Linked DNA regions of Mus musculus: region 2 is linked to region 1. A link is a loop called in an ENCODE intact Hi-C map of the cell type or tissue named here. Cell type or tissue: left cerebral cortex. All regions are shown on one strand. Each heading gives the region's core, and the rest is flanking DNA. Links, peaks and the distances in the headings are about the cores only. Region 1 overlaps 1700008C04Rik (RIKEN cDNA 1700008C04 gene). Region 2 overlaps Gm34745 (a long non-coding RNA gene).

Region 1 (15,651 bases), core at 3,232-11,231:
TGGAGAAGAGGGGAACAGAATATAAGACAGCTCACCTGTGAAACTCAGGCTGTCCGATTGTATGCACTGGTTGCTACTTAGTTTTTGATCCTAGGATCAATGTCAAGAGAGCACATAAGTTTCTTTGACCCTTACCAGAAAGAACTCTGATAAACTATATTTCCAGCAGCTGATAAGGACATTTTATCGTTGCACCTCATAAGTAAAAGTCAGAGCAGGGGCTGAGAAGACAAGGGAGGAGCTTTGAGGTAATGAGGGTCAGGTTCAGTTGTGGATGCGGAATGAGCTTAATAGAACGCCCTGGATAGCTATATTAGGAAGATCTTTATTGTTGAATGTATTCCTTAACCATCTGTGCAATGAACTGAGTAAAGGACAGATATTATTCAATGACCCTACATTTTCAGCCCAATAAAGGACCAGAAGAGACTCCAGCCAAGACTTAAGAAAACTAGGTAATTGGATGGTGTGATGAAGATGAAATTTGAAACAGGCAAGTGTGAGGTGATGCACACCTGAAAGAACAATTTAAGCTAATCATACACAGTGATGGGTATTGAATTAGCCATGACCTTCCAAGGAAAAGATCGTGAGCTTTGCTCAATGTGCAACAGGGCTAAAAATAAGTCACTGGAAGAAGACTGAGGATAATGTGGAAGATATTAAGGTGCCATTATATAAATTGACAGCATATCTTTGTCTAGAATATTATGTTGGATTTTTTTTGTCACATCATAAAAATGGAATGGAAGAAACAGAAAAGTGCACTGGTGGTCAGTTAAACTAATTGGTTGTATAGGATAGGCTTCATTATGAAGGGAATATTTCTGTGCAATTTAAAGATCTCCTGTTGCAAAAATCCTGCAGTGATGTAAATGACAGATATTTACAACTTTTGATAGCATCTGGGATGTTCTCATTAAGGAGGAAATAAATACTGACATTTTCCACTGAAGTCGTTGTTGGACTTTGGTAATCAAGACATCTATCCCTAAGTAGAGACGTTAGTCCAGTTGGAAGTAAAAGTTAGTGCGTAGCACTTTAAAAAAAATACAAAACAAAAACCCCACTGGCATTTTTATGTGGGTTGAATCAGTACTTTTGTGTCACTTATAAGATTATTGGTATTACTATAATGATAATTGCAGGTCACTGCATGATTCTTAAAATACTTCCCAAATCTGAAAAAAAAAATCTATGAACAAAATAAACAAATTTTATTGAAAAGAATCAAACCAAAATATTTGACCAAATTTTCTACAAGTTGGGTATTAATTTATGGCAAGCATTTGTGTGTGTGTGTGTGTCCTTGTGTCCTGAGGATTCCATTCGTATTAATGAAGAAAAGAAAAAGAGTTAAGGCTGAAAATCATCTTGAGATCAAGAAAGGAAATGTTCTACCAGAGGCTGCTTCATCTTTTCTCAGGGAACTGTAGGACAGAAGCTGTCATCCTACCTGTTATCCAGGTAGGTATGCAGGTAGCCACTGACAGAATTTCCTTTGAAGCAGGCCTGAGAACTCCCCACTGGGATGCATACCCACAGTTTGGGCTATCTAGAAGGTCCAGTGTGGGAGAATCTCCTGAACCTCTGAGCTGGACACAAATGGGGTCAGCACAGCCAGACCCCCATCTCAAACAAGAGTAAACCTCAATCTGGTGACAACAGTTTCTTATTTATGAAGGCTTGGCCTCTAGAATTTTTTTTTTTTTAATTTTTATGATGTGAGAGTGATATACATTCAGGAAAAAGGCTGCTTCAGATGCTAAACTTGGCCTGCAAAGGTTTGGGTGATACATTCTTGAGATGCTGGGCCCCAGAAGGAGCACCCCAGTTCTCAGTCACGGAGCCCAGGGGATGGACATCTGCTTGGCTGTAACTTTGATGTACCCATGTGCAGAAAACAATTTCAGCCTGCAATATAGTCAGTTAATAGCAGATTTTTAAGGACCTATCGTGTAGGTCAGGAGCATATGCAATTGGTAATGAGACTATAATCAAAATGAGTTGTAGTTCTTCAAGTAGTGACTCCAGAAACATGAGCCACTGAGCAGTGGCTTCTTGACTGTCATAGGCTGGCCCATATTCCACCCCCCCCCCCCCCATCCCCCAAGGGAGTCTGTTTATGTACAAGTGACACTGTGTAGATAGTTTCCTTTATTGCTCCAGAAAATGATCTATGGAGATATGAACAACAACAGTGAATGGCATTAAGCAAGAAGGAAGAGCTAATTTTTGTCTAGGTGTTAGCACTGACGTTTAGCCATGTATAATGTACTAACACAATTAACTAAAATATACCGTTCCCGAAATGTGCTCTAACCAAACACACTATATTTTTCATATGATTTGCAATTTCCATGGAGAGCTCATTTGGATTACGTTTATAATATTCATTTAGCAAACTCCATTAGCAATGTTTACAAGTGCTTATGGATCCGGTAAATGAGTTTGCGGATGTGCTGTGAACGAAGCTAAATGCATCCATTTGTGTATGGGATCTAATGCATAAACTTCATTCCAATCAGGCAGGGTGTATAGCACATTAAACTGTAACCTGAGAGTCTGGATTTTCACATGGTGCCTACGTTCTCTCATGTGACTGAATTGATTAACCTTTGGGTTGCTTGATTTTCCTTGAAAGGGAGACCTCATTGAAAATTTGGATTAATCTGAGTATTTAAGTAGGAGAATCCCTGGGAACAAACAAACAATAGCACACACACACACACACACACACACACACACACACACACACACACACCAGAATGCTATGACACTTTCTCTCTGACTGCTGTAAGTTGTGTCTTTCAGTAGAAAAAACACTTAAGCATTGGTTCCTAATCCACCAATGGCAGCAATTGGAGTCTAACTCTTAGGCTCTAAGGTTTTCCAGATAATCTGAAATCTGTGTTTTGTTTAAAAAAAAAGGAACTAATTTAAAAGCTGAAAATACTAAACATTATCAAGATGGCAAATTTTATGGTACGTATTTTCCTTTACAAAAAAGGCTCCTCAGGAACAAAACAAAGCAACAAAACAATTTTAACTATTTAAATTTGGTTAGCTGATTCCATTGATGAGAAATGTCTAGAGCTGGTTAAGAAGAGTAAAGGTCCTTTGTTTGAACAACTTTGGGTTACCAGTTCAAGATGCAGAGTTCTAGGTCGTTGCTCATCCTAGGTCAAGACAGGTTGAAGATATGGGTGCTGGGAAGAGAGCATAGAGCAGTTAGAAGCAGTCCTCTATAGGGCTCCTAGGATTATATAGAAATCTATTATATACTAATAGCTAGATAACATTAAAGCTAGCTGTGCTGACGGGAGAATCATAAGTTTCAGTCCAGTATAGGCTAGATAGCAAGACCTTGTTTGTTTGTTTGTTTGTTTTTTCTTGGATACTTTATTTACATTTCTATTATTTTCCCCTTCCCAGGTCTCCCCTTTATAACTCCCCTACCCTATGCCCCCTTCCTCTACCTCTATGAAGGTGCTCCCCACCCACCCACTCCCATCTTCCCATCCTGGCATTTCCCTACACTGGGGCATCTTACACCATCAAGCCCAAGGGACGCTCCTCCCACTGATGTCCAACAAGGCCATCCTCTGCCACATATGTGGCTGGAGCCATGGGTCCCTCCATGTGTACTCTTTGGTTGGTGGTCCAGTCCCTGGGAGCTCCGTGGGGTCTGGTTAGTTGACACTGTTGCTTTTTCCATGGGGCTGCAAAACCCCTCAGCTCCTTCAATCCCTTCTCCAACTCTTCCATCGGGGATCCGATGCTCAGTTCAATGGTTGGCTGCGAGCATCCACCTCTGTATTTGTCAGGTTTTGGCAGTATAAACAAACTATTAGCAGTTAAAAAACAAAATACTGACCATTGACTATAAGTGTGCTCCATGTATCTTGAATATTTATAGCAATATTACATGGGTAGGTATTTATATTTTTATCTTCATTTTAAAAACTAAAATAAAAAAAATGTCCTAGTGTCATGGCTGTGAAGGGCTGGTGTCTTCAGTGCCCCTGATGTTGCTATAGACAATTGATAGTTTCCTTAGAGCTCACATGGAGAGTCAACTTGGATGGGAAGAGAGGTGTCAAAACTCTTCCCCAATGCTGGTAGCAATCCTGCTGGAGTCTGTGTTTGTTCCAGGTTGGGTTTGCTAAAAGAGCTAGGGTGAAGCCTTCATCTTTAGCCTAAGATAAAAACAAGATGCAGACATTCAAGCCTGTTTGATTTGATGGGAAACTTATCAAACAGTGCCATCCAACGAGGATATTTTCTTGTCTTCTTTCAAAATCAAGTTGGGAATTTCAGTTATTATTTAAAATTTTTTTTCACAAATATAGTTTTTTTCCCCATAGAACACAGATGCTCTTAACTTCTAGCAGTCACCATCTGCACCTCAATTTACATTTCCCAAAACACTGCTGACATCTGTTTAAATGCCAATCTCTTCCCAACGCAGTTGGATTTTAGCTCAAAAGTGATATCCGATACTGTTTTGGAATTTCAAATTTATACTAATTTTCATCAGAATGCTCAATAGCTGCAGGTACACAGGCTCTCTGGGTCCCCTAGAGAAGTTTTCTTTAGGAGAAAAACCTGGAGGCACATACTGAGAGAGAGAGAGAGCTGTGGTTTCTGAGGGAATGTGGGTCAAGTTCACCATCTATGAGAAAAGGATAGACTGGGGTGCTCTGGGGTGCTCTGGGCAATGTCCGAAGGACTCAGACATCATTGAAGGGAGATCCAGATTCGCCTTCTGGTTAATCTTCTTCCCGTCCATTGACAGTTGACTTTCTCCAATGAGTAGGCTTATGAGGACAGAAACAGAATCCACCTGGGGTGGTGACCATGTGGGAATGCAGCCGAGATCTGGTTGATTATCAGGACTCACTGAATAACACCCTTTTTAAAAAAAATACTGGGTTAGAAAAGAAATGCATGGAGATTCTGCCCCGAAATGCTGGTTGTTCCTTCAAAATCAGCACTGAAATAAAACACACACTGAATTTAATAACATTGAATTGTTTTTTTTTTAATTTTAAAATCTCATAGTTACTTTAACATCAGGGGAATATTATTTTAAAATTATTAAGAATATCAAATACTTATCTACTGAGGGTAAATCCGATCTGTAAAAAAATTAAAAAGTCATCTGAAATGTTGTATGCTATACAATGGGTTTAGGGGAACAGTTTTCTTTGCATGGTTCACAAACTAGTTCTGAAATGGCGCTTTCAAAAGGTGAGTTGAAATGCTTTTTAAATAATGAAGGCTGCAATGGACAAGATATGTTAGCTTTCAGGAAGAATTCTACGAGTATTTGGGATTGTTTGTATTTTAGAACCATCTAGAACTGGGATTTAGATCTGCCTTCGTGTATTTCAAGATGGAGGACGTGAAATACTTGGCTGTACTGTGTGTTAGTTATCTCCCTCCTGTTAGAGGGAGATGATTACCTTACCTACCGTGTGGGAACATCCAAGAGGATGACACACGTCAGGTACTTTTCCCATACTCAGGAGCGGAAAGCACCCAGTAGAGCAATGATGCTTTCAATGTAGACACACAGATCATGGGGTGAAGTGCTTAGGTTGTGCCGCTGTAACAAACTCCCCGAGACTGAGTTTTCGTAGAAACTGGAAATTTATTTCTCATAGTTCCGGAAGCTGGATGTGTTTAAAGAAGTGACTGCCTCTGAGCATGGCCACATCACATCTGATTTCTCTGGTTTCTAGGTTGCAGACCTTGTGTAGTGAAAGTCCTCTTTTCTTCTTGTATCTCTGGATACATTTTACAGGATTCTATAAGTTATCAATATCATACCTCAGTCAACTCCAGGGTTCTAGAGATCCTTGTTTCTGTCTATAGAAAGTCTGCCTCCTCTGTAAACTGAGACCCTTAAAGATTAACTTACAAAATACTCCATTCATTCATTCATTCATTCATTCATTCATTCGAAGGTAGAGTCAGAGTCTCATTTTGTAGCGCAGGTTGGCCTGGTTCTCACTTTTAAGCTCAGGCTGGCCTATACTCACATTTCCCCTGCCTTAACTTCTTGAACTCTAGAATTATAGATATAACACTGACATGACTAAATTTCTAAATGCAAAGACAAACTGTAGTGGAATTAGTATGTTACGCCCCTCCTTGTGTGTAGTATTAAGGTCTGTAAGGAATGCTTCTAGCAACAGCAAAGCAGTCCTTGCAGCAACATCTCTCTCTCTCCCCGGAGAAGTGATTTTCATATTTTCTTTTCATTTTGTTTGGCAAAAATGCCTCAGCTAAAACGAGATGTCTGACTCATTTCTACAGCCAAATATTTCTGAAATAAAAGTTTGGGGTTTTAAAAATAAAAAATAAAAAAGTTAAAACCCAGCTCATTTCTATAATAGGCTTATAACTTGCTGATTTCCAACCAAAATGTTTAGGAATAAAGTTGTAGTTAAACAAGTACTGGGGGAAAAAACACACCCAGTAGACTCTTTTCTTCAAATTGAATTTTGCAAGAGATGATTTAAAAGAGAAGCTGACAACAGCAGGGCTCTCTCGTGGTTACAGAAGGAAGAGGAGGTCCGCCCTTCCTCCTCATTATTCCTTCCTTCTATTTCCGGCTTCCCTTCAGAATTCCAACACTGCCTCAGAAGCCAGAGAGCTCCCCCGACAGAAACTCCTCTGGCTCCTCAGGCGGCCCCAGAGCTCCCTGACTTCCCAGATTGCTTGCTCCTTGAGGGAAAGAATGGGAAGAGGCAAGGAGCGAGCATTTTCTGCATAGAGCATTAACCCCGTCAGCTTGAGTCAGCAGGACACAGACAAGTCCATCTGCTGACAGCTCAGCCTTTTGCGCCCTGCCCAGCGTTCAGCCGAGCTTCTGGGTGTAGACAAGCTCCGTTTGTTGATGGTAATGTTCTTCTGCTCGACTAAACACATCTCCTCCACTGACTTTCAAATAGAGGGGACACGTCCATGGTCTTTAAAAGTAGCAGTGTCCCTGTTTGCTACATCGGCTAGGCCAGTCTTTTCCTTTGTCAATGTGAAATGTCAAAGCAGGGATGGCTTGGAAACGCCAATGCTCTGAGAAAGCACACACAGGCTTTCTGTCGAGTCTCTTCTAGTTCGGAAAGGCAGTTGAGCCCTCAGTAAATTGCCCTTGGTGAGGAAGCATATGGAGAGGTGTCGCCTTGGCCTGGCCTCTTCCTCATTCTCTGTAAGGTGTTGGTGTAGCTACGGCAGGGATGCCCTCTGTGTCTGGTCCTTTGATTGCCATAAGGGTTTTAGAACTCATTCAGTTCGAGACGAAATACTGTGTCGTAATCACTCTGGGCCCCAAGATGGAAACTGATCGGGAGTAGTGATCACTCAGAGGCACAACAGCCATCAAACTCTGGAAGCAGTGAAAGAAAGGTGAAGGATCCAAAAACCAAAAAAGAGCTTCCTGTGTCAAATGTCACATAATAAAGAAGACCAGAGGGCTATAAAGGGAAAACACCTGTGCAGAAGCCCCCGAGTGACTAACACAGATCTGCCTGGAACGCTTCAGTCATGGACATCAGTGTCTCGAGGGATTACTCACTGTGGCAAAATAAAAAAAAAAAGTTTCAAAAATACCCGTGTAATCATTCTCACCATATAAAGTGAATTAACTTAGTCTCAGGAAGATACACACTGTGTTTTCCATCATGTGTGGGTCCTATATCTTATCTTGCCACATATGTACAGATGAGGTGCAGTTAGAAACAAAACTATCTTGGAAACAAAGGGGACAACCGGGAGGGGTGAGAATGCCAAAGAGGGGGAGATGCTGGTGTGTTAGAGTTCTCTAGAGGCATACCGCTAATAGGATGGCTTTATTAAAAACACACTAGATTGGCTTGCTCAATGGTCTGGCTAGTTCAACGATGACTGCCTCATGCTGGACAGGCTGAGAACCTGGTACTGCAGTCTGTGAGGCTAGATGCCTTAGTAGTTCCAATCTGGTGCCGAAGGGCTGGAGGATTCCAGGAGGTATGAGGTCTTTGGTCGGTATTGGAAGCCCGGAGAGGCTGTTCCTAAATCAGTGAAGGAGTGTAGCAACAACAGGATAGATGAGCCTTAGCAGGAGTGAATGCAAATAAGCAGAAAGCAGTTTCTGCCCTCCACCTTCTTTTTTATCTGGTCTGCCACCTGAAGGTGTCGCCCACATTCAAAGTGGGTGGTCTCACTTTATATGATTTGATTAGAAACATCTCTTAATCATCTACTATTCAATACCACTAGCTATTGGCATTCTTTGGAGACTCATTTTAGGTGTGCTTTCTCTTCTCTTTTCTTTTTTCTTTTTTTAAACAGGGTTTCTCTGGAACTCACTTTGTAGATCAGGGTACCCTCGGACTCAGAGATCCACCTGTCTCTGCTTCGCAAGTTCTGGGAGTAAAAGCACGTGCCACAACCATCTGGTTTATGTGCTCTTTCTAAGGGACACTGTGTACAGCACAGATCCCCAGGGATCCCCCAAAAGAAAGAAAGACACGACATGATGCTACGACCCCAACACTGGGGTAGGGGTCATGGGTGACTGTGGCTACATGTTTCTTGGCTGTATCTTTAGTTAAAATACTAAACCTCTCTTCTGAAGCACTGGCTTGTCACGGCTATGCAAATTCCAGTATTTTCTCAAATGTCAGCGTTGAAAGGCCTGAGAGTTTTTGTTTGCTTGTTATAAATTTTAGTCATAGATTAATAAATGAATTTCTAGAAAAACTTGAATTTAAAAAAAATTATTAGATATTTTCTTTATTTACATTTCAAATGCTATCCCAAAAATTCCCTATACCCTCCCCCACCCTGCTCCCCTACCCACTCACTCCCACTTCTTGGCCCTGGTGTTCCCCTGTACTGGGGCATATAAAGTTTGCAAGATGAAGGGGCCTCTCTTCCCAGTGATGGCTGACTAGGCCATCTTCTGCTATATATGCAGCTAGAGACACCAGCTCTTGGAAGTACTGGCTAGTTCATATTGTTGTTCCACCTATAGGATTGCAGACCCCTTAAGCTCCTTGGGTACTTTTTCTAGCTCCTCCATTGGGGGCCCTGTGTTCCATCCTATAGATGACTGTGAGCATCCACTTCCGTGTTTGCCAGGCACTGGCATAGCCTCACAGGAGACAGCTATATCAGGGTCCTGTCAGCAAAATCTTGCTGGCATATGCAATAGTGTCTATGTTTGGTGGCTGATTATAGGGTGGACTCCCGGATGGGGTAGTCTCTGGATAGTCCATCCTTTAGTCTTAGCTCCAAACTTTGTCTCTGTAACTCCTTCCATGGGTATTTTATTCCCTATTCTAGGGAGAAATGAAGTATCCACATGTTGGTCTTCCTTCTTCTTGATTTTCTTATGTTTAGGAAATTTTATCTTGGGTATTCTAGGTTTCTGGGCTAATATCCACTTATCAGTGAGTGCATATCAATGTTGTTCGTCCTCCAAGCCGGTGGCGACACAAACGACACAGACACCAAGTTGGATTCATGGAGCAACTTTTTCTTTTACAGCTCTCTTCCCCAGCAGCTTCTTCTTAGGGCAAGGGCTAAACTACTCCTATTCTACTTCTGGCTTCTACCTAGGGCAAGGGCTAAACAGCAATTCACCTCACTACTCGCGCCTACTCCTCTCCTTCTAGCTCCACCCACCTCATCCATTCAGAATTCACACACGCTCCAGGCATGAGCTTAGGTTGTTCACAGATAGGCTGACAGGTCTGGATGACGAGGAACTAACTGTCCAGCCTGGCAGGCAGCCCACACATGCAGCCTCACTGCGCATGCTCGGGCAAGGCAGTAAACAAGTGGGTTTCACAGGGCCTGCAACCACACCTGCTTCCCACATATCAAGTGACTTCTTTTGTGATTGGGTTACCTCACTCAGGATGATATCCTCCAGATACATCCATTTGCCTAAGAATTTCATAAATTCATTGTTTTTAATAGCTCAGTAGTACTCCATTATGTAAATGTACCACATTTTCTGTATCCATTCCTCTGTTGAGGGACATCTGGGTTCTTTCCAGCTTCTGGCTATTATAAATAGGGCTGCTATGAACATAGTGAAGTATGTGTCCTTCTTACCAGTTGGGACATCTTCTGGGTATATGCCCAGGAGAGGTATTGCTGGATCTGCCGGTAGTACTATGTCCAGTTTTCTGAGGAACCACCAGACTGATTTCCAGAGTGGTTGTACAAACTTGCAATCCCACCAGCAATGGAGGAGTGTTCCTCTTTCTCCACATCCTCACCAGAATCTGCTGTCACCTGAATTTTTGAACCTAGCCATTCTGACTGGTGTGAGGTGAAATCTCAGGGTTGTTTTGATTTGCATTTCCCTGATGATTAAGGACGTTGAACATTTTTTTCAAGTGCTTCTCAGCCCTTTGATATTCCTCAGTTGAGAATTCTTTGTTTAGCTCTGTACCCCATTTTTAAAATATATTTTTAATTAGGTATTTTCTTCATTTACATTTCAAATGCTATCCAAAAGTCCCCCATACCCTTCCCCGCCCCACTCCCGTACCCACCCACTCCCACATCTTGGCCCTGGCGTTCTGGGGCATATAAAGTTTGCAAGATGAAGGGGCCTCTCTTCCCAATGATGGTCTTCTGCTACATATGCAGCTAGAGACACGAGCTCCGGGGGGTACTGGTTAGTTCATATTGTTGTCCCACCTACAGGGTTGCAGACCCCTTTAGCTCCTTGGGTACTTTCTCTAGCTCCTCCATTAAGGGCCCTGTGTTCCATCCAATAGCTGACTGTGAGCATCCACTTCTGTGTTTGCCAGGCCCCTGCATAGCCTCACCAGAGACAGCTATATCAGGGTCCTTTCAGCAAAATCTTGCTAGTGTATGCAATGGAGTCAGCGTTTGGAGGCTGATTATGGGCTGGATCCCGGGTATGGCGGTCTCTAGATGGCCTATCCTTTCATCTCAGCTCCAAACTTTGTCTCTGTAACTCCCTCCGTGGGTGTTTTGTTCCCAATTCTAAGAAGGGGCAAAGTGTCCACACTTTGGTCTTCCTTCTTCTTGAGTTTCATGTGTTTTGCAACTTGTAACTTGGGTATTCTAAGTTTCTGGGTTAATATAGCCATTTATCAGTGAGTACATATCATGTGAGTTCTTTTGTGATTGGGTTACCTCACTCAGGATGATGCCCTCCAGGTCCATCCTTTTGCCTAGGAATTTCATAAATTCATTCTTTTTAATAGCAGAGTAGTATTTCATTGTGTAAATGTACCACATTTTCTGTATCCATTCCTCTGTTGAGGGACATCTGGGTTGTTTCCAGCTTCTGGCTATTATAAATAAGGCTGCTATAAAAATAGTGGAGCATGTGTCCTTATTACCAGTTGGAACATCTTCTGGATATATGCCCAAGAGAGTGTACCCCATTTTTAATGGGGTTATTTGAATTTTTTGGTGTTCAGCTTCATGAGCTCTTTGTATATATTGAACATATAAATCTTATAGTCCCCTATTAGATTTAGGATTGGTAAAAGTTCTTTCCCAATCTGTTGGTGGCCTTTTTGTCTAATAGTGACAGTATCTTTTGCCCTACAGAAGCTTTGCAATTTTATGTGGTCCCATTTGTCGATTCTTGATCTTATAACATAGGCCATTGCTGTTCTGTTTAGGAATTTTCCCCCTGTGCCTATATCTTCGAGGCTTTCCCCTACTTTCTCCTCTATAAATTTCAGTGTCTCTGGTTTTATGTGGAGTTCTTTGATCCACTTAGACTTGAGCTTTGTACAAGGAGATAAGAATGGATCAATTCACATTTTTCTACATGATAACCACTAGTTATGCCAGCACCATTTGTTGAAAATGCTGTCTTTTTTCCACTGGATGGTTTTAGTTCCCTTATCAAAGATCAAGTGACCATAGGTATGTGGGTTCATTTCTGGGTCTTCAATTCTATTCCATTGGTCTACTTGTCTTTCGCTATTCCAGTACCATGCAGTTTTTAATCACAATTGCTCTGTAGTACAGCTTGAGGTCAGACATGGTGATTCCCCCAGAGGTTCTTTTATTGTTGAGAATAGTTTTTGCTATTCTAGGTTTTTTGTTATTCTAGATGAATTTGCAAATTGCCCTTTCTAACTCAGTGAAGAATTGAGTTGGAATTTTTATGGGGATTGCATTGAATCTGTAGATTGCTTTTGGCAGGATAGCCATTTTGACTCTATTAATTCTGCCAATCCATGAGTGTGGGAGATCTTTCCATCTTCTGAGATCTTCTTCAATTTCTTTCTTCAGAGACTTGAAGTTCTTGTCATACAGATCTTTTACTTCCTTAGGGAAAACTTAAATTTTAATTCTTAATTCAACAGACATAAAATGATCCTGTCAAGTTATCTTAAAGTTTCTGGTCTTCTATTTTTTATTTCTGCAATATTTCATGGTAGACCAGTGACAGATAGGGACCCTTACCAATGTGTGGACTAGCTTGAGTTCTCACCGGGGCAGAGACTGGCCTTTAGTTATAGGAACTTCTCGGGGTTAAATTGTATAGCACAATACAGCCTACATTCGACAACCATTATCATAAACTTTATATCTCTTTTGCTCTAACCAATAAATGGATACCTTTGCTATGTTTGTCACTTGTGGAGAGCCGTGCCGCGAGCAATTGCGTGCATGCCGTGAGCAATCGCCATTATAAGATGGCGATGCCTTCCACTGCGCCTAACTAGTAAACAAGCCTTATGTGCAAGTGCAAGAGTGAACTCACGCCTAGTCACTGCCCATCTCGCGGTGTAGTAATGGGGTGATGGGCGAGCAACGAATCAGGAGCTGTAACGCCACATCAGGTGCTGAAATGTCATGTTGCGGGCTATATAAGCAGTGCCATTTTCCCGGTTCGGGGTCTTCCCTCCTGATAGGTAAGCAATAAAAGCTTTGCTGCAGAAGATTCCGGTTGTCCTGAGTGTGTTCTTGCCTGCGGGGACAAAAGCTCGGGATAGTCACTGTACATAAATTTCCATAAGAGATACTCAGAGAGAAGGAAAGAATTGTTCAAACCAATCTTTCCTGAGAAGAAGAGAGGTTTTAGAGCCAGAACACAGGCAATCATGAATTCTTGGACTGCTCTGAAAGCATCTACACAGACCTAGGATAGGAAAGAAAATTGTGTTTTAGTACTACTATCATGGTGGGTCAGTGCCTGGGGACTCCTGTGTTTCCCTGTCCTCTGCCTGGAGCTGCTGGGCAGAGGAAGCCAGAACACAGGATTGGGCGCTCAGGCTTGGAGTACATAGACTTGGGTTGGAATGTCCACTTATTACCAGAGGGACCATAGATGTAGCTATTTAAGCTATCGAAGTCCCTATTTTCTCCCTTGTGAAGTAGGGGCAAATCACAGTGCCTGTTTTTCCTAGTGCCGTGGGAAGGATTAAATGAAATAATCCCCATTATGTTCAACAATTTTTAAATGACTTGACAATAGCTATCAGGGCAGGGCAGGCAGCTCAGCACTAGCAGAGCTCAGCTGGAGCCGGCCAGGTTCCAAGGCAGGATGGGCAGAGGATCAGCAGCTAGAGTCTCACCTTTTCTGGACACATGGAAGAGAAGAACCCCGAATCTCACCACACGGATCTTAAAAGAGTTCTGACCCTTAAATTATGTCTTTCCCTGTAGCTATCTAACACTCTCTCTCCTTGCCTTCACCCCAGCTGTGAAAGAGATGGTTATAATATGGAAAAATGACTCTAAGTCCTGAATACATCATCCAAGGTGAGGAAAACGGCAGGGGTTGTACGCGAGTCTGGGAAGGCAGGAGCCCCCTTTCTCCTCTCTGCACAATGTGCACAGAATATCTGTGATTAAAATTCTTAACACGGCTTCCAAGCATCACCTTCCAAGGTAGATGACACGCAAAGGCAGGCACCGAGACGGAGAACTGATCTGAATCAAGTGGCTCTTTTGTGAAAGCTGGAGTAACACTCCATAATGAATTTGCTATTTACTGATAGAGCCGTGCATTCATTGGGCTTTAATGGGCAGGGCCAATGTACAGTCATAGTTATTTTATTTTCAATTCAAGCTTTGCTACCAGGCAACTAAATCACTGCAGAAGGAAAGTGATATGCCAATTTCAAAGGCACTTATTGCCATACCATCGAATAACTAGAAAAAAATAAAATATAGAAATACTGAAAAATAGGATGTAACCATACATGCTGACTAATGATAACAGCAGTGTTATTGATGATATGCCCTGTTTAGATGGTGCAGGCAAGGAAAGAGCTTTTCTAAAACCACATTGGCTCACAAGGGGTAAAGTTAGGCTACCCAGTGGCTTTCTGACACTTCTGTTTGTCTGTGGCCACACCACCCTGAACATGGCTAGTCTCATCTAATGCTTCCCCTTCTTTCCACAATTGTAAGGCTAATATATATATATATATATATACATATATATACATATATATATATGTATATATATATAATGATATGATATATATGATGATATATATGATGATATATACTATGATATATATATATATATATATATATATATATATATATATATATATTATAGGATATTTTCTTTATTTACATTTCAAACCCTTTCCCGGTTTCCCTCCCTTCCGGAAACACCTTATCCCATCCTCCCTCCCCCTGCTTCTATGAGGGTGTTCCTCCCTCCACCCACCCACTCCCACCTCCCTACCCTGGATTCCCCTACATTGGGACATCTATTGAGCCTTCACAGGACCAAGGGCCTCTCTTTCCATTGATGCATGACAAGGATATCCTCTGCTACATATGCAGCTGGAACCATGTGTACTCCTTTGCTGATGGCCTAGTCCCTGGGAGTTCTGGGGCGGGGGGGAGGTGGATATTGCTGTTCTTCCTATGGAGTTGCAAACCCCTTCAACTCCTTCAGTCCCTTCTCTAACTCTGTAAAGCTAATCTTATCAGAAGTAAGTTTTAGTAAAAGTTCAGTAGGTCTCAATCCTTACTCTATCAATATCCTTTTTTTTTCTTTTCCATTTTTTATTAGGTATTTAGCTCATTTACATTTCCAATGCTATACCAAAAGTCCCCCATACCCACCCACCCCCACTCCCCTACCCACCCACTCCCCCTTTTTGGCCCTGGTGTTCCCCTGTACTGGGGCATATAAAGTTTGCGTGTCCAATGGGCCTCTCTTTCCAGTGATGGCCGACAAGGCCATCTTTTGATACATATGCAGCTAGAGTCAAGAGCTCCGGGGTACTGGTTAGTTCATAATGTTGTTCCACCTATAGGGTTGCAGATCCCTTTAGCTCCTTGGGTACTTTCTCTAGCTCCTCCATTGGGAGCCCTGTGATCCATCCATTAGCTGACTGTGAGCATCCACTTCTGTGTTTGCTAGGCCCCGGCATAGTCTCACAAGAGACAGCTACATCTGGGTCCTTTCGATAAAATCTTGCTAGTGTATGCAATGGTGTCAGCATTTGGATGCTTATTATGCGGTGGATCCCTGGATATGGCAGTCTCTACATGGTCCATCCTTTCATCTCAGCTCCAAACTTTGTCTCTGTAACTCCTTCCAAGGGTGTTTTGTTCCCACTTCTAAGGAGGGGCATAGTGTCCACACTTCAGTCTTCATTTTTCTTGAGTTTCATGTGTTTA
Region 2 (15,651 bases), core at 5,190-13,189, 60 kb before region 1:
ACTTCAGCCTCCATGACGAGATGTTTTCTATGCTGTTTGTTTGTTTGTTTATGTGTATATTTACTATTTTTTGAGGAGAGGTTGCAAGAACCAAGGGTAAATATGAGGGGAGAGAGAGATGAGTGTGGGGATTTGGGACGCTGTATGATGTGAAACCCACAAAGAATCAATAAAAAGTTTTAAAAAATATCCAATTCTTCAAAAATGTCAGAGATGAGTAAAAGTTAATCTTATCATTTTCTTCTTTTCTAGATCTTAAGAACAGGAAACATACAAAAATCCTGGTGAAAAGAGACCAGAGTGGGAGCCTTCACTTCGGAATCCTCTTCTCTCTCTCTCTCTCTCTCTCTCTCTCTCTCTCTCTCTCTCTCTCTCTCACACACACACACACACACACACACACACACACACGAGTAAGATGCATTTGCTAGAGTACATCACAGGTGCTCTGACACGGGGGTCTGTTCAGCGCTTAACATTAGGGAAGAAGATTCCGTTAGCTATGAAGGCCTCACAGCAGTAATTTGTGGCCGTGTATATCTATATGTATATATATGCTCGCTCTGGGCATTGATGCTGACCTCAGCATCTGTACCTACTCTCAAGTAACATCCTTCATTTCCTTGTGTTCACTTCACCTAGTGTCTGTTTTTCTGTCACCATGGCACTCTCAACGACCTTACTGGGTTTCTGGGATTTGTCGGGCCAGAGACATAGTGAGGATCTTCTACTGTCCCTTCTGGGCAACTAAGATGTCTACATCTGTTCAGTCACATGCTACCTCATCTATAGCTACCTGGACAGGATGAAAATTTCCAAACCTGCAATCACCAGTTCCTTGTTTTTGTTTGCTTTTGCTTAATAGTTTCTCATTTAATACATGTCTCTATATTTGTATTTTACATGAAGGAGTAAAAAAAGAACTTGAGTATTTCTCTACAAACATAAAAAAATACCCCACCATGTACTACATATCTGTATTTATTTATGTATTTATTTACTTATTTTCCTTTTCTTAAAATTAGATATTTTCTTTATTTACATCTCAAATGTTATCCCCTTTCCTGGTTTCTCCTCTGAAGCCCCCTATCCCCTCCCTCCTCCCCTGCTCCCCAACCCACCCACTCCTGCCCTGCTTGGCCCTGGCATTCCCCTACACTGGGGCATAGAGCCTTCACAGAACCAAGGGCCTCTCCTCCCTTTGATGACTGACTAGGCCATCCTCTGCTATATATGCAGCTGGAGCCATGAGTCCCACCATGTGTACTCTTTGGTTGGTGGTTTAGTCCCAGGGAGCTCTAGGGGTACTGGTTAGTTCATATTGTTGTTCCTCCTCTGGGGCTTCAAATCCCTTCAGCTCCTTGGGTCCTTTCTCTAGCTCCTTCATTGGGAACCCTGTGCTCAGTCCAATGGTTGGCTGTAATCATCCACAGGCACTGGCAGAGCCTCCCAGGAGACAGCTATAACAGGCCTGTCAGCAAGCTCTTGTTGGCATGCATAAAGTGTCTGGGTTTGGTGACTGTATATGGGGTGGATCCCCAGGTGGGGATGGTCATTCCTTCAGTTTCTGCTCCACACCTTGTCTCTGTAACTTCTCCCATGGGTATTTTGTTCCCCCTTCTAAGAAGGATTGAAATATCCACACTTTAGTCTTCCTTTTTCTTGAGTTTCATGTGGTTTGTGAATTGTATCTTGGGTATTACAAGCTTCTGGGCTAATATCCACTTATCAGTGAGTGCATATCATGTGTGTTCTTTTGTGATTGGGTTACCTCACTCAGGATGATATTTTCTAGTTCCATCCATTTGTCTATGAATTTCATAAATTCATTGTTTTTAATAGCTGAGTAGTACGCCATTGTGTAAATGTACCACATTTTCTGTATCTATTCTTCTGTTGAGGAACATCTGGGTTCTTTCCAGCTCCTGGCTACTATAAATAAGGCTGCTATGAACATAGTGGAGCATGTGTCCTTATTACATGTTGGAGCATCTTCTGGATATATGCCTAGGAGTGGTACTCAGGTAGTACTATGTCCAATTTTCTGAGGAACTGCCAAACTGTTTCCAGAGTGGTTGTTCCAGCTTGCAGTCCCACCAGCAATGGAGGAGTGTTCTTCTTTCTCCACATCCTCTCCAGTATCTGCTGTCACCTGAGTTTTTGTTCTAAGCCATTCTGACTGGTATGAAGTGGAATCTCAGGGTTGTTTTTATTTGCATTTCCCTGATGACTAAGGATGTTGAACATTTCTTTAGGTGCTTCTCAGCCATTCAGTATTCCTCACTTGAGAAATCTTTGTTTAGCTCTGTACCCCATTTTTAAATATGGGTATTTGGTTCGCTGGAGTCTAACTTCTTGATTTTGTATATATTGAGTATTAGTCCTCTACTGGCATATCCATATTCATTATTTACAAGTTTTACTTTCTACACTCATCTGTTCTACTTTATAGTTAGGACCAACTCTCCCCCAGTTCATACTCATTTGCTTCTGAGGCCTCATGGAATCATCATTGATGTCTATACCTCTACTAACCATGGCAGCTGTCTTGAATGTCTTCCCAGTTCTACCCATCACCTATTCCAAAGCCGCTTCTACATTTTGAGGTACTTGCTACAACAGTGCCCCACTTCCTGGCACAAAATGTGTATCACTTTTACTATGCACATAGATGTGTGTAGGAGCTTTAATATGTAGCTTTAATCCAGAAACGACACAAATATCTATTAACAAATGAGTAGAATAATGAAATATGCTGTATCTATACAATGGTATAATATTGAGGAGTGGAAGAATAAACTGTATGAAACTACATGAATTAATCTCAAAATTATGACAAATAAAAATCATATGGTATATATTCTAGTCTGAATCTTGAGTATGCCTCAAGAAGGCTCATGAGCTGAAGACTTGGTCTCTAATGGGCAGTCACTGAGAAGTGCTTGTATCATGGGGACTCTAACTTCATCAAGGTGCTAATCTGTTGGTGAAGTCATGTGAAATGAGGCAGTGAGGGCTATTGTCTGTTGCCAGCTTGACTAGTTTTGGAATGAACTACAGTACAGAAATGGACATATCTGTGAGAGAATTTTTTGCTTCGTTTGAAGTGGGTGAATCTACTTCTAGTTCAGACATTTGCAGTAGGAAGACACATGCCTTTGATCCAGATCTTGAAGCATAAAGATACACCACACCTTCTTCTGGAAGCCTATGTAAGGACATAGAGGAAGGAAACTTTTGCTCTTTGCTTGTGTACCTTCGCCTTGCTAGCACATCATTTCTTCACTGGCATTAGAGCCTACTTCTTCGGGATTCCAGTATCTACAGAAGGCCAGCAGAGACATGCAGCCTTGTAGACTGATGAACTACTGGGTTCTTGGACTTTTTCTGTCATATCCAACCATCATTGAATTAGCTGGATTGCAGACTGTAAATCATTTTAATATACCCCATTTATATTTATTCATTTTATAAGTTCTGTTACTCTAGAGAGTCCTGAGTAATACAGATTTTCATACTGAGTGTGATTGAAAGAAAGCAGGTCACTAGGGAATGACTTTGAAAGGCATATGTTAGCTCTGGCCCCACCTTGCTTCTCTCTGTTTCCTGAGGACCATAAGATGAACAGCTTTTCTTTACTATGTCTTCCCTGAATGGCCAACACACCATGAAGTGTAATCCATGACACCATGAGTCTCTGTAACCATCTTTCCTTTCTATGACTTTTCTCATGCATTTTATCACATCAGAGAAAAACTAACATACTATGTAATTTCACTTACACAAAATTGTGGAAAAATGAAAATAATTTACCACACCAAAAAAAGAAAAAAAAACAGACTTGCAATCTCCTGGGAATAAGGTAGTAAGAGAAATCTTTGGGTCAGATGGGTAGATCTCTTTATGGTAATAGTTTCATAGGGGTGTCTATAAACATATATGTATGCATAAAACACATCAGATAACATGCCTCAGTGTGCAGTTCATTACATTATCAGTTATAAATTAATAAAGCTAAGAAAATGATATAAATCAAAAGGAAAAAAGAAAAGAAACATTGTAAAGCACTGGGAGAATACTTAGAGTTTCTGTTAAAGAGAATGGAGATAATGTTTTAAGTTTTAGTTTCTATACCGAAAACATGAAAATTCCAACTTTAAAAGCATCTATAAATACAACTATTATCCTAATTGTTTACTGATTCTACAGTACATTCATTTTGGTATGTGTATGTGCTGTGCTGTGCTGTGTGCACTGTCCTGAGAATGTATGTATGTGGATCATATACTTGTTAGTGTAGGTATGCATGTACATGTGCTTGTGTGTGAGCGTTTGTGTGTTCTTGAGAGTGTGTGCACATGTGTGTCTGTCTGTACATAGAGAGTGAAAAAGCTATATATATAGAATCAAGGCTATGCCTTGATTACACACCTTTTTCTTTCTTTTTCAGAGTCACTTAATCGACCTGAAGTTTTTCATTAGACTAGGTATGAGCTTCAGGAATCTGTCTATCTTTTCTACTACCTGCCCAGTGCTGAGATTACAGGGATTCACCACTCTTCTGTTTTCTGACATGGATTCTGGGGTTGCAAATTCAGGTCTTCATGCTTGCATAGAAGGTGCTTTCCTGGTTGAGCCATTCCCTGAGCCCTCCAGTCTACTTTGTGAACTAGAACACAGATTATCTGAGTGAATTGGCTCAGAAATGAGCATCAAGATGAAGCAGCTTGTCTTTTGTTGGTTTGCATTACCAATGTTCATCTCTGAGGAGAAATCAGAGGTTTCCAGGGGAACCAACAACAGAGATGATAGAGTGGGAGGTTACTTCTTAGGCCATGCCCTTGACATGCCTTTATTTAGGTCACTAGCCTCAGGCTTGTTTCTCCAGCCCTCCCAACAGTTTCACAAGGTACTACCTACGATTATGCATCTATTTCTTGCTTAACACAGTGGAGGGGCCTCTATTAATTATAGTCAAATGGCTCAACTATTATAAGCCATACATAAAAATACAAATGTTAAAAGTATGTTTTGGAAAAGTGAGAATTTGTTTTTCTCTGCTTTTTGTTTTTGCTTTTGTTTTTGGAGGGAGTGTGGGGGGTGATTATTAACCTAGTTGAGCTAAATATGACCAGCAACCTAAAATTCATTTGAATTATATGCAAACATCCTGCTCCCCCCCAAATCTTTCCTTATTCCTTTATGTAAACCCTCCTTGTATTATAATGGAGGTGCAAGTCAAACACGATATTTTCATGGAAAGATTTTGGGTTCTGTGCTGGTTAATCTTTGTTCACTTGATACAAACTAGAGAACCTGGGAAGAGGGAACCTAGCTAAGAAAATGCCTCCTTTACAGTCCCCTGGGGGTGTGTCTGTGGGGGTATTTTCTGGATTTATGGTTGATCTGGGAAGATTCAAGTCACCATGAGTCAGTGTGATTGTCACACTCCTGCCAAGGAGTCCTGTTGTTTGTAAGGAACCATACTGAATAAGCCATGTAGAGCAGTCCAGTAAGCACTGTTCTCTTGTGGTCTCTGCCTCAGCTCCTGCCTCAAGGTTCCCGCTTAAAGCCCTTGCTCCGACTCTGTCGGAGATGGAGTGTAATTTGGGAGGTGTAAGATGAAATGAACCCTCTCTTCCCCTGTGTGCTTTGGTCCTGGTGTTCATCACAGGAGTAGAAGGCACATTAGAGCAAGCTCTCAAAGGCCAGTAATTTGGTAAGCAACGAGGAACTTGGAATGAAGAATATGAATATATATGGAGCTAGAGAGATGGTTTAGCAGTAAAGAGCTCAGTCATTCTGTTCTGTGAGACCTGAGTTCAGTTCTCAGCACCCATGTCAGGTGGCTCACAACTTCTTATAACTCCAGATCCAAGGGGTCTGATGTCTCTGCAAATGAGGTCACCTCCCCACACACACCTTACACACACACACACACACACACACACACACACACACACACACACACCCCTTACATACACATACACTCAAATTCAAAATTCAAAATAAATCTTTAAAAGAAGAACATGATGAATGTATACAGCATCAATGGCAACATAAAAGTGAATATAAATGGTGATGAACTTCCACATTCCATAGCTGTGTTCAGATCATATCAGATGTGAGTAGACACATGGGAGAGTCTTCCTATCACATTTTTTTTAAAAAGAGGAGGGAATGATAAATCGAATTAAATGTAGATATAATGTGATGGTGTTATTGATTTATTAAGCTGAATCAGAGAGTTCAGTGTGGCCATACCAGACACAGCAGAATGCTAGGGTAAGGTACTGTCTGACAAAGAAAGGTGGCCTGGAAACATGACAGGCCCGTTGCCAAGTGTATCCGAATCAATCAGATTCAAGGCCAGCTCCAGAGAAAGGCCTACTATGGGCACTGGCCCTTGGGGAGTTGCCTGAAGAAGTCTGAACTTCTGCTTAATTGTTTCGGAGAAAAGTGTACAAGCCAGCTAGTCTTCCAGTTCAGCGTTCTATCCTCACTCAGATAGCTGTAGATAAAGATTTGAGGACAGTGTCTGATGCAGATCAAATATTATGACTTAACAGATTAACCAATGAACAAGCAAACAAATGAGCTAAGGAATTGAAGAGGAAATGCAACAGAATAAGGAATGGAAAAAAGTTATAAACGACAAAGAACGGTATATTGTAATCTCGTTTGAAAGAAAAAAATAAAACCAGAAAGGATACTTATTCTTAAAGACCAGGAAAGAAACACTCATATTAATTAAGAAAAAGAAATATTTAAAAAATTAAGAATCGAAAGGACAAAATTGAAAGCATATCCTAGAAAATAGAATAAGACCAGGAAATGAAAAAGCAAAGATAAACGAAACAAAACTGAAGATTAAGTTTAAGATGTCCACATACATATAAATTCAAAAGGGAAAACAGAAAATGGTAGTTTAGCCATTGCAAAAGACAAAATTTCTCCAAATGGAAGGATGTGCATTTTAAGATTGAAAATTGCCACGAAGTGTCCTGAAAACTAAAACCAAACCAAACAAAACCACAGCCACCCTAAAACAGAACTCTCATGGTAACACCTTGAAAGCCCAGAGCATTAAGAGTCAGGCTCCTCAATGCTTTTGAGGAGACAAACAATATCACTGAAGACTCAAAAGGCAGCCCACTGTGGACCTTTAAGGGCAAGGGACCACTGTTAAACTAAAATCTCTGGAAAAATATTATTTCAACTTAGAATTACTCACCATATTAACAAATGAATACAAACCGAATTGATATTTCCTGTTTGGTACATAAATGTTCAGAAACCGGCTTTCTGAATACCTTCCCAGAAAAGTGCTGCCACCGCAGAGGGAAACAGAGATGTGTGAGAGATGGAGGAAGCAAGCTCCAGCTGGGTAGAGCACCAATGTGTACACCTTGGAGAGTCAAGATCAAATCTCAGAGAGAAGCCTGAGAGGAAGACAACAAGCAAACAAAGACGGACATACTCCCTCGGTGTGAGACAGCTTGGCTAAGGAACTATTTATATTTATTTAAAAGAGCCTGGACAGAGCCAAAGAAAGAGATGCAGAGAAGGCCGTGAGCAAGCAAATATAAGAAATATATGATTAATTCAAGAGCATCACCCCAGAATTAAACCTAGGGCCTCATGCTTTCTAAGCAAGTGCTTTTGTGTAGACCTGTATACTCAGAAAAGATCTGGACTTTCTTCAAGTGTGTGCGTGTGCATGTGTGTGTGTGTGTGTGTGTGTGTGCGTGCACTCGCAAAGGAGTGCAGGTGCCCTTGGAGGCCAGAGGCATCAGATCCCCTGGCACTGGACACAAGAAGTTGTGAGCTGCTTGTTGATAAGGGTGCTGAAAACTGAGCTCTGGTCCTCTGGAAGCACACTAAGGGTTCTTAACCATTGAGTCATCTCTCCAGCCCCAAAGGTCCAGCTTTAATAGAAACATGCTGAAGACCATCATGGCTGAAGACAACACAATTCTGCCAGAGGCTTGTTCTACATAAAGCCAGAAGGAAGCTTGCCACAAATTCCTTGAGTATAAAGCCACCTGCCTGGCCTTTGTAGTTGCTGGTAGTCCAGCTAGTTGTTTTAGTCACCGGCCTATTGCTGTTAAGGAACACCATAACCGAGGCAACTCTTATAACAAGAAAGCACTTAATTGTGGGCTTGCCTATAGTTTGAGGAGGTTAGTCGTTATCCTGTCAGGAGCCTGTCAGGAACATGGTAGCATGCATGGTGCTGTAGCTGTAGTTATATTCTGATCCATAGGCGACAGGGGGGTACATATATATAGATAGAAAGGATAGAGATAGTGGGCCTGGCATGGGCTTTGAAACTTCAAGGCCCACCCCCAGTGACACACCTATTCCAACAAGACCACACCTCCCATTCCTTCTAATCCTTTCAAATAGTTCCACTCCTTGGTACCTTAGCATTGAACTATATGAGTGTATGGGGTGGGGGGTGCATTCTAATGCAAACCACCACATTAGGTGTTTCTGTGTCTGCGATCAACTAAAAGTCTGCTTTCAGCCCATGAGAAGACAAATGTGTGATGAGCGACTGTACCGATCATGTACAAAGTGACTGCGCCGTGCTGGAGCCCTCACTGCGTGCCTTGCCTTATCTCTGTTGATTCTTAGCTGCTTTCAGTTTGGCTGTACAATTGGGTGAAACTGAGATTTAAAGAGCCAACACAACTTTCCCAGAGTAGCAGGCCTTCGATGAGAACGCAGGCAGTGCAGGTCAGAATTCTGCTCCAGGGTGTCACTCTTCCGTTCAGTACACACCTCGTAACGTGCCGCAAGGGAACGGACAAAATCAATAAGAAAAGCAGACTCTTCTGATGGATGAAGAGGTTGAACCGAAGCCAGGGAAGGCTTAGGAGGGAAAGGGAACAGCCCTGCTGACCCACTCACAAGAACCAAGAATTGATGTGGTTTTGTAAACAACTGTTTTAGTGACTGGTCAAAGTCCCTTCTCTACCCGAAGACCAGAACAAGCCACCGCAATGACTCTTTTTTTCCAGAGACTCAGTTTTCACTCTTTTCTTATCTTTTAAACACCATTTTTCCTTCTTATGCCTTTTAATTACTAGGCTTCCTAGTACTCAGACCTAGATTGTCTTGTCTAAACTTTCTTTCAGTGACTATTTGCCTCCTGGGAGTCCTGGCAACCAGGCAAAGAGACCCCAATCTGGGAGCCAAAGAAGGCCTAGTTTTCCCTCCCATCCCCAGCCTCATTAAATATGGTGCAGTTTCTACCAAGAGTGTTGGGGGCGGAGGCTGTGTGGGCAAGACACAGCTTCCAAATGTTCTTGTAAATATTCATAAAAACACGTCAGTGTTGCTAAACCCACGGTAAACCATAACCACCCATCCCTGTACACCCTGCATCCTTTTGCTGTTAATCCTTTTGTCCGCCTTGAATTCCTTCCCACAATTGCTTCTCCCTCCATCTTGTGTTTTTGAATTGCTGCCAGCCACCTTAGCCTTTCAGGCAGCCCGCGGTACCCTTTTCAAAGCAGCGGGCCTTGCTGCCAGCTAGGATGCGAACGATACACGCTGTCCCAGCGATGTTGTGTTTTCTCATCTTGGTTCCTTGCTCATGGGGAACACGGCAATTATTCTACCCAGGACCTGATGGGGATTTCGGAGCGACCTGGCACATCTGAAACATTTTTCTGACTCACTGAGTTGGCATCTCTTGCTAGATCAGCATTGGCCCAGTTCCACACAGCCTGTCACCAGCAGTGGGTGTTGTTGTAAGCACTAGTTTTGATTGTGGCAAGATGGGCTCTGTGACTCTCCTCTTGTTCTGTTGAGTTCAGAAAAGGCATCTGCTCTCCATTCACATTGCATTTGACAAGAGTCCAAAACCTAAATGAATGTTGCTAATAAAGAACTGTAAGGAAAAAACATGTTGAGAACCACTGAGTGTATTCAACACATATCAAGTGTTGGAGCAGGGAGGGGGTAGGCTGGAGTGAGGCACTGGCTTGGGATCGGCGACTGGAGGGGTGGGAACTCTGGCCTCAGGGGCTAGCTCTGTCGGTGCACTGTGCCTCAGTTTGCCTTCTTTAAGTTGAACATGCTTGTGAGGTGTTTTCTGAAACAGACTGCTGGCGACCTGGAATCTGTTTACCTCGGCTGTGGGTCAACGGAGCCTGAGTTCTGTGGTAGTATTGATTAACTACTCAATGGCTGCCAAGGGTGACTTCAGCTCTGTACTTAAGCTTCACTGCTCATTCTCATCAAAGTCTTTGATCTGGGCAACTGGCTTGTCCACTGCCTTTTGTGTAGCACGTATAAACACAGCCCAAACCCATCTTCCCTTACTTTCTCAGACATAGCTCTTACATTACAAAGTCCACCCTGGGCACTGCTTTCCAGAGCAAGCAGCGGGCATCCTGAGAGGGTTTGCTTCTAAATAGGAGTGGTTGAGAGTTTGGAAAAAAATATTAGAATGTGAAACTATATTAAAATCACTGTCATCGAAGTCCTCATTTGGAATATGAATTATCTCGAAAACATACATACATATACCAAGGTGGTTGAATGAGAAAACTTTTAAGAGAGTATCTTAAGTCTTTAAACCGTAACATTATTATTATAGGTAAAATTCTTTCAGGTAAAGTGTAACTAACTTTTAATAAGTGTGATCATTTTAAACAGTACTAACACAACCACACTGTCACAATATTAATGTTACCGTGCTTTTGGCAATTAAGATACAAGGCATATGCTTTTTTCTTTAGAGGCTAATACCACATAAATAAATATTATTAAGTATTTTAAGGGCTTTATCCACAGAAAATTCTTACACTCTTAGTTTTTACAGGAGAGTGTCTATCAATTAAGACAAATTACTTTTATCCCATGGCCTTAATATCATAGCTAGTCCAGATTAAGAAAGACTGGAAAGTGAATAAAAATTGAATGAACCCAATATTTATTCTTGGTAGACTTCTCTGTGGTGGACAAAGCCTATCTCGTTCTCAAGAAAAACCTGGGTTAAGAATTCAGATTTTAATTTGTCAAACAAACATCTGCTCTATTGTATTGATGGGGCGTAGACTAGAATGACATGCTATTATTTGAGGTAAGTTGAAGGCCACCCTTTATGAAAATAAAGACATCAAGGATTTAGCCACGCAAAACTTTATCAGAGCATGTAAGGTTGGTAATGTTTGCAAAGTTTGGAACAGTCTTCAAGTCCCTCTAGAGCTGGACAGCTTAAGGAGGGTAAGAATGTGTGTGGTGGCATCCATGCTAATTTCCAGGTAAAGGTGTGGATACGTGACAGAATGGACAATCTGGGACCCTTAGGGCTACAAGTCTGGAAAGGGGGGTGGGGTGGCATTAGTTACTTTTCTTATCCCTGACCAAACACCTTATAGAGGCAACTTAAGGGAGGAAGGGTTTATTCTCCACCATGGATAGCATGGTGGAGAGAGCATGGTGGGTAGACACATTGGAGTGACTCAGTTCCTTCTGGTATTTGCTGTTGCAGTAATTTCCAACCCCAATAATCCCGAATAAAAACCACACAATCTAGTTATATTTATAAGCGATAAGCCTAGGTTGGGCAGAACTAGCACTATACTAACTTATTTCCCAGCTATGAGACCCTTTGTTACAGAGTTTCTCCTGGCCATGTGGTTCTGTACCATCTTCGTTTCCTCCTTCCTCTCCCCTCCCTCCCTCCTCTGTCCTCTCTCCTTCCCTTCTCATATTTCTCTCTCTCTCTCTCTCTCTCTCTCTCTCTCTCTCTCTCTCTGCTCCCACTCTCAAAGACCTCCTGTCCCACCTTTCACCTCTGCTGCCTAATCACAGGCTCTAGCCATTATTGACCAGTAAATGGGGAGAAGGTTCACATGGGATCACCTGAGTACGTGATCCACTGTTCATCCGGAGGCTGTCCCTCCCTCTTGAGGAAGCAGAATTAACGTCAGAAATCAAACAGCATCAGGACAACCCACAACAATTTGCTTTCAGCATGCTGTCAAAATCACCTATATCCTGCCAGATCTGAAAACAAACTGGGATCAGAAGTGGACATCACCCTCAACGCCCACCCCTCACAACTCACTTCTGCTCTCGAGGCCATCGCTCCGAAGTCTCCTCACAACAGTGCCATCAATTGGAGGTCTAATGTTCAAACACACCAGCCTGTGAGGTTCATTCTATACTCACACAGACAGGTAAATGGTATATGACGGTCAATCAATAAGGATGAGAAGTGAGCAATCGCCAGTGTGGTCAAATTTTAGGTTACTGTTTATTGAGAATTTGTTTGTATTTGTACTTGTGTCCTACATAAAGATGAAACAATGTGTTTAGTGATAGAACAAAAACAAAATCCCCAAACAGTGTTTTATATAAGAGGATAATTGCTATTAAATGGAAGTATTCAGTTACTGAGTGACACTTTTGGGGATCTTGTTCAACCCTAAATCCTCACCTAACCTATATCAATGTCACAGTCCAATTGTCACCTTTACTTTTTGTCCCCTTTACTGCTCAATCCCTTCTGGTGTTTGCTGTCGGACATCAAAACCTCTTTCGAGTCTTTTTGCTGAATTCCAAGATAATATTTGCTCCTTATTTCTTAGGAAGATCTAACACTCTTTTTTCCCTAATTCATTCTTTTTTAAAAAAAAAAATTTAGTTTTTATTCTTTATATCCACTATATTTCAGCTTACCTACACTTCTCCTAATCTCCTCTCCTTACCTCCCATCTCCTGTAGATTCATTCCTTCTGTGTTTTCCTTAAAAAAAAAAAAAAAAGAGCAGGCTTCCCAGGCATATACCAGACACAGCATAACAAGTTACAATAAGATTAGGTACAGCCCCTCATATCAAGGCTAGACAAGGGAACCAGTGAGGAAGAAAAGGGTCCTAAGCACAGGCAAAAAAGTCAGAGGTTGGAGATAGCCTTTACTCCCACTGTTAAGGGTCCCTTAAGAATACCAAGCTACTATCTAGGGATCCACCCCATAATCAGCTTCCAAACGCTGACACCACTGCATACACTAGCAAGATTTTGCTGAAAGGACCCAGATATAGCTGTCTCTTGTGAGACTAGGCAGGGGCCTAGCAAACACAGAAGTGGATGCTCACAGTCAGCTATTGGATGGATCACAGGGCCCCCAATGGAGGAGCTAGAGAAAGTATCCAAGGAGCTAAAGAGATCTGTAACCCTGTAGGTGCAACAACATTATGAACTAACCAGTACCCTGGAGCTCTTGACTCTAGCTACATATGTATCAAAAGATGGCCTAGTTGGCCATCACTGGAAAGAGAGGCCCATCGGACACACAAACTTTATATGCCCCAGTACAGGGGAACGCCAGGGCCAAAAAAAATGAGAATGGGTGGGTAGGGAAGGCGGGGGGAGGGTATGGGGGACTTTTGGGATAGCATTGGAAATGTCATTGAGGAAAATACATAATAAATTAAAAAAAAAAAGAATACCAAGCTACACAATCATAAGGTATGTGCAGAGGCCCCAACTCAGACCCATAAAGGATTCGCGATTGTAGCTCCTGTGAACCCTCAGGAGCCCTGCTTAGTTGATTCTGTGGGTGGTCTCTGGCTCCTAGAATCCTTTCTTCTCCTCTTCTTCAGAGTTTCTTTGGCTTTGCCTGGTGTTTGGCTGCAGGTCTCTGCATCTGCTCCTATCAGTTGCTAGACGATGCCTCTCTGATGACAATTAGGTTAGAGACTGATTTATGAGTATAGCAGAATATCATTAGGAATCATTTTTCCCCCTGCCAGTTGTATGTGGTCCTTTCCTGGATCTCTGGGCAGACCAGCTTTTGGTTCCATCCACGAAGTGTTAGGTGTGGACTCCTATCTTGTGTTGGACCGTCATTGGTTGGACCCTCCTACATGTTCCTTACCACCGTTACCCCAGCGCATCTTGTAGGTCAAAGGTTTCATGGATGGGTTATTGTCCTAGTCCTCCACCTAGGAGGAGCCTTGCTTAATTATAGACAATTGACGGTTCAGGTTCTATATCCACATTACTAATTGCTTTTTTTTTTTTTTTAAATAAAAAACAAAACCCTCAAACCTTTCTTCTTTTGAGTTTCCAGGATAGTACTCTATTGCACAGACCTTTTGGGACTTTCTCCTAATTATGCTTTAAATCCTGGAGGTCCCCAGAGCTCTTTAAAGATGTTTATTTTACTTTACGTACGTATATACGTTTTGCTTGAATATATGTTAAGTACACCATGTATATGCAGTCCCTGAAGAGGCCAGAAGAGGGCATTAATTTGCTGAAACTCAAATTAAGGATGATTGTTCCGTTATGTGGGTGCTTGGATTTGAACTTGGGTCCTGTGCAAGAACAACAAGTTCTCTTAACTACTGAGCCATCTCTTTATTCCCTAGAATGCTTTTGTTACTGCTTAGACTCATGTTAGGTTTTCTTAGTAGTCATAACCCTCTAATGTCATTCCATTTTCTTTCTTGCCATTGTGAGTTTGTGAGGCTAGCCTACTACACGACCTATTTCCATCACCTCACGTAAAGCTTATACTTTGCTGGCTGGAGCTGAATGAGTCTGAGAGGCTTAACACACGTAGAGTCATGGCAAGGAGAGAGGTGGTCTTTGCTTTTCCTCTTTTACATGTGATATGAGATTAGGAGGCAGTGGGCAGGTGAATGACAGAGAGAATGGAAGGTTAAGTTATGTCAGTGGCAGAATGAAGGAGAGTGGATGTGGGACCCAGGCCGACTGGCTGCATGAGTCTGAAAATGATGAGGGCTCTAGAACAACAGTTTAGGCATCGTTAAGAGAGTAACCAGTATGTCTTAGAGAGGAGTTAGGAGAAATCCTGGATGCGATGGAGTCCCTCACCAGCATAGGAAACACAGGAGAACACACATAGGAGACAAATATGGATTTGGAGACAAATATGGATTTAGATTGAGGAAATTCTTAATTCTTATATGTTCCATTACAAGTTAGATTACATTATGATTTCTGGAAGTTTGGGTTCATGTCAATTGAATCACATAGTTCATTCTACACGTTGGTGCTTGATAAATTCTTTCGGTGGTGTGGATAGAATATCATACTGCTACTGGAGAATTGCTGTCTCACTCAGGGGAAGCCCTCTACACAAAGCCCACGTGTGTGCTTACTCTCTCAGCGAGGCTTTATGACTAGGTTGCCCTTTAGATGAACATTATCTATTTTTGCAGATGGTGTTTCAAAATTGATTAGTTCTCTGACCCACCCACTGAAATCCTCTAACCTATTGAAGGAGCAGAATAGGCTGTGGATTATAGGGTTTCAGATAACACCACGGCCCTGGTGAAAGGTATGCTATTTCACTGCATTGTTCTGCTTTCGGAAGAGGGTAGCTGTGTTTTCTTTTCTTCAACTGTATAGGTCACAGAAATTTTTTCCCTCCCCCAGTGGGAATTACAAGCTATACAGAAAGTTTCCAGAGCAGAATCACAATCTTATACAAATGCTAAGGACGATTAATCAGGGCCTGGAAGATACAGAGGGTAATTAGCAGGTTATATTTGGGTCAGCACCAAGGTCATTTATTTTTCTCACTATGAGAAAAATAGCTGGTTTGACTATGGAGGTGGGGGAGACAGACCTATATATTTTACTGCATTAGGATATG

What was found. Hi-C counts contacts between places; a loop is a spot of excess contacts. Peaks named below come from ENCODE experiments on the same cell type or tissue, not always from the same donor. Only the 100,000 strongest peaks of a DNase experiment are listed, where the experiment ranks them.
Region 2: a loop joins it to region 1, with 6 times the contacts of the local background. A loop is called at or near these places in 2 of 42 quality-filtered maps.

The regions. Positions count from the first base shown.
Region 1 is chr12:51,049,859-51,065,509 of GRCm38, reverse strand. 1700008C04Rik (RIKEN cDNA 1700008C04 gene) reads right to left here. Exons shown (of 5, transcript NR_126468.1): 4 at 12,764-12,970; 5 at 2,967-3,209. Among named protein-coding and RNA genes, the nearest start is that of 1700008C04Rik, 53 kb to the right of the region's middle. In left cerebral cortex, for the core only: no CTCF peak of the experiment used is centred there; DNase peaks (open chromatin) are centred at 4,325, 6,293 and 6,642; H3K27ac peaks cover 2,101 bases.
Region 2 is chr12:51,112,200-51,127,850 of GRCm38, reverse strand. Gm34745 (a long non-coding RNA gene) reads left to right here. Exons shown (of 7, transcript XR_872744.3): 7 at 253-967. Among named protein-coding and RNA genes, the nearest start is that of Gm34745, 37 kb to the left of the region's middle. In left cerebral cortex, for the core only: no CTCF peak of the experiment used is centred there; DNase peaks (open chromatin) are centred at 8,765, 9,371 and 9,644; H3K27ac peaks cover 1,871 bases.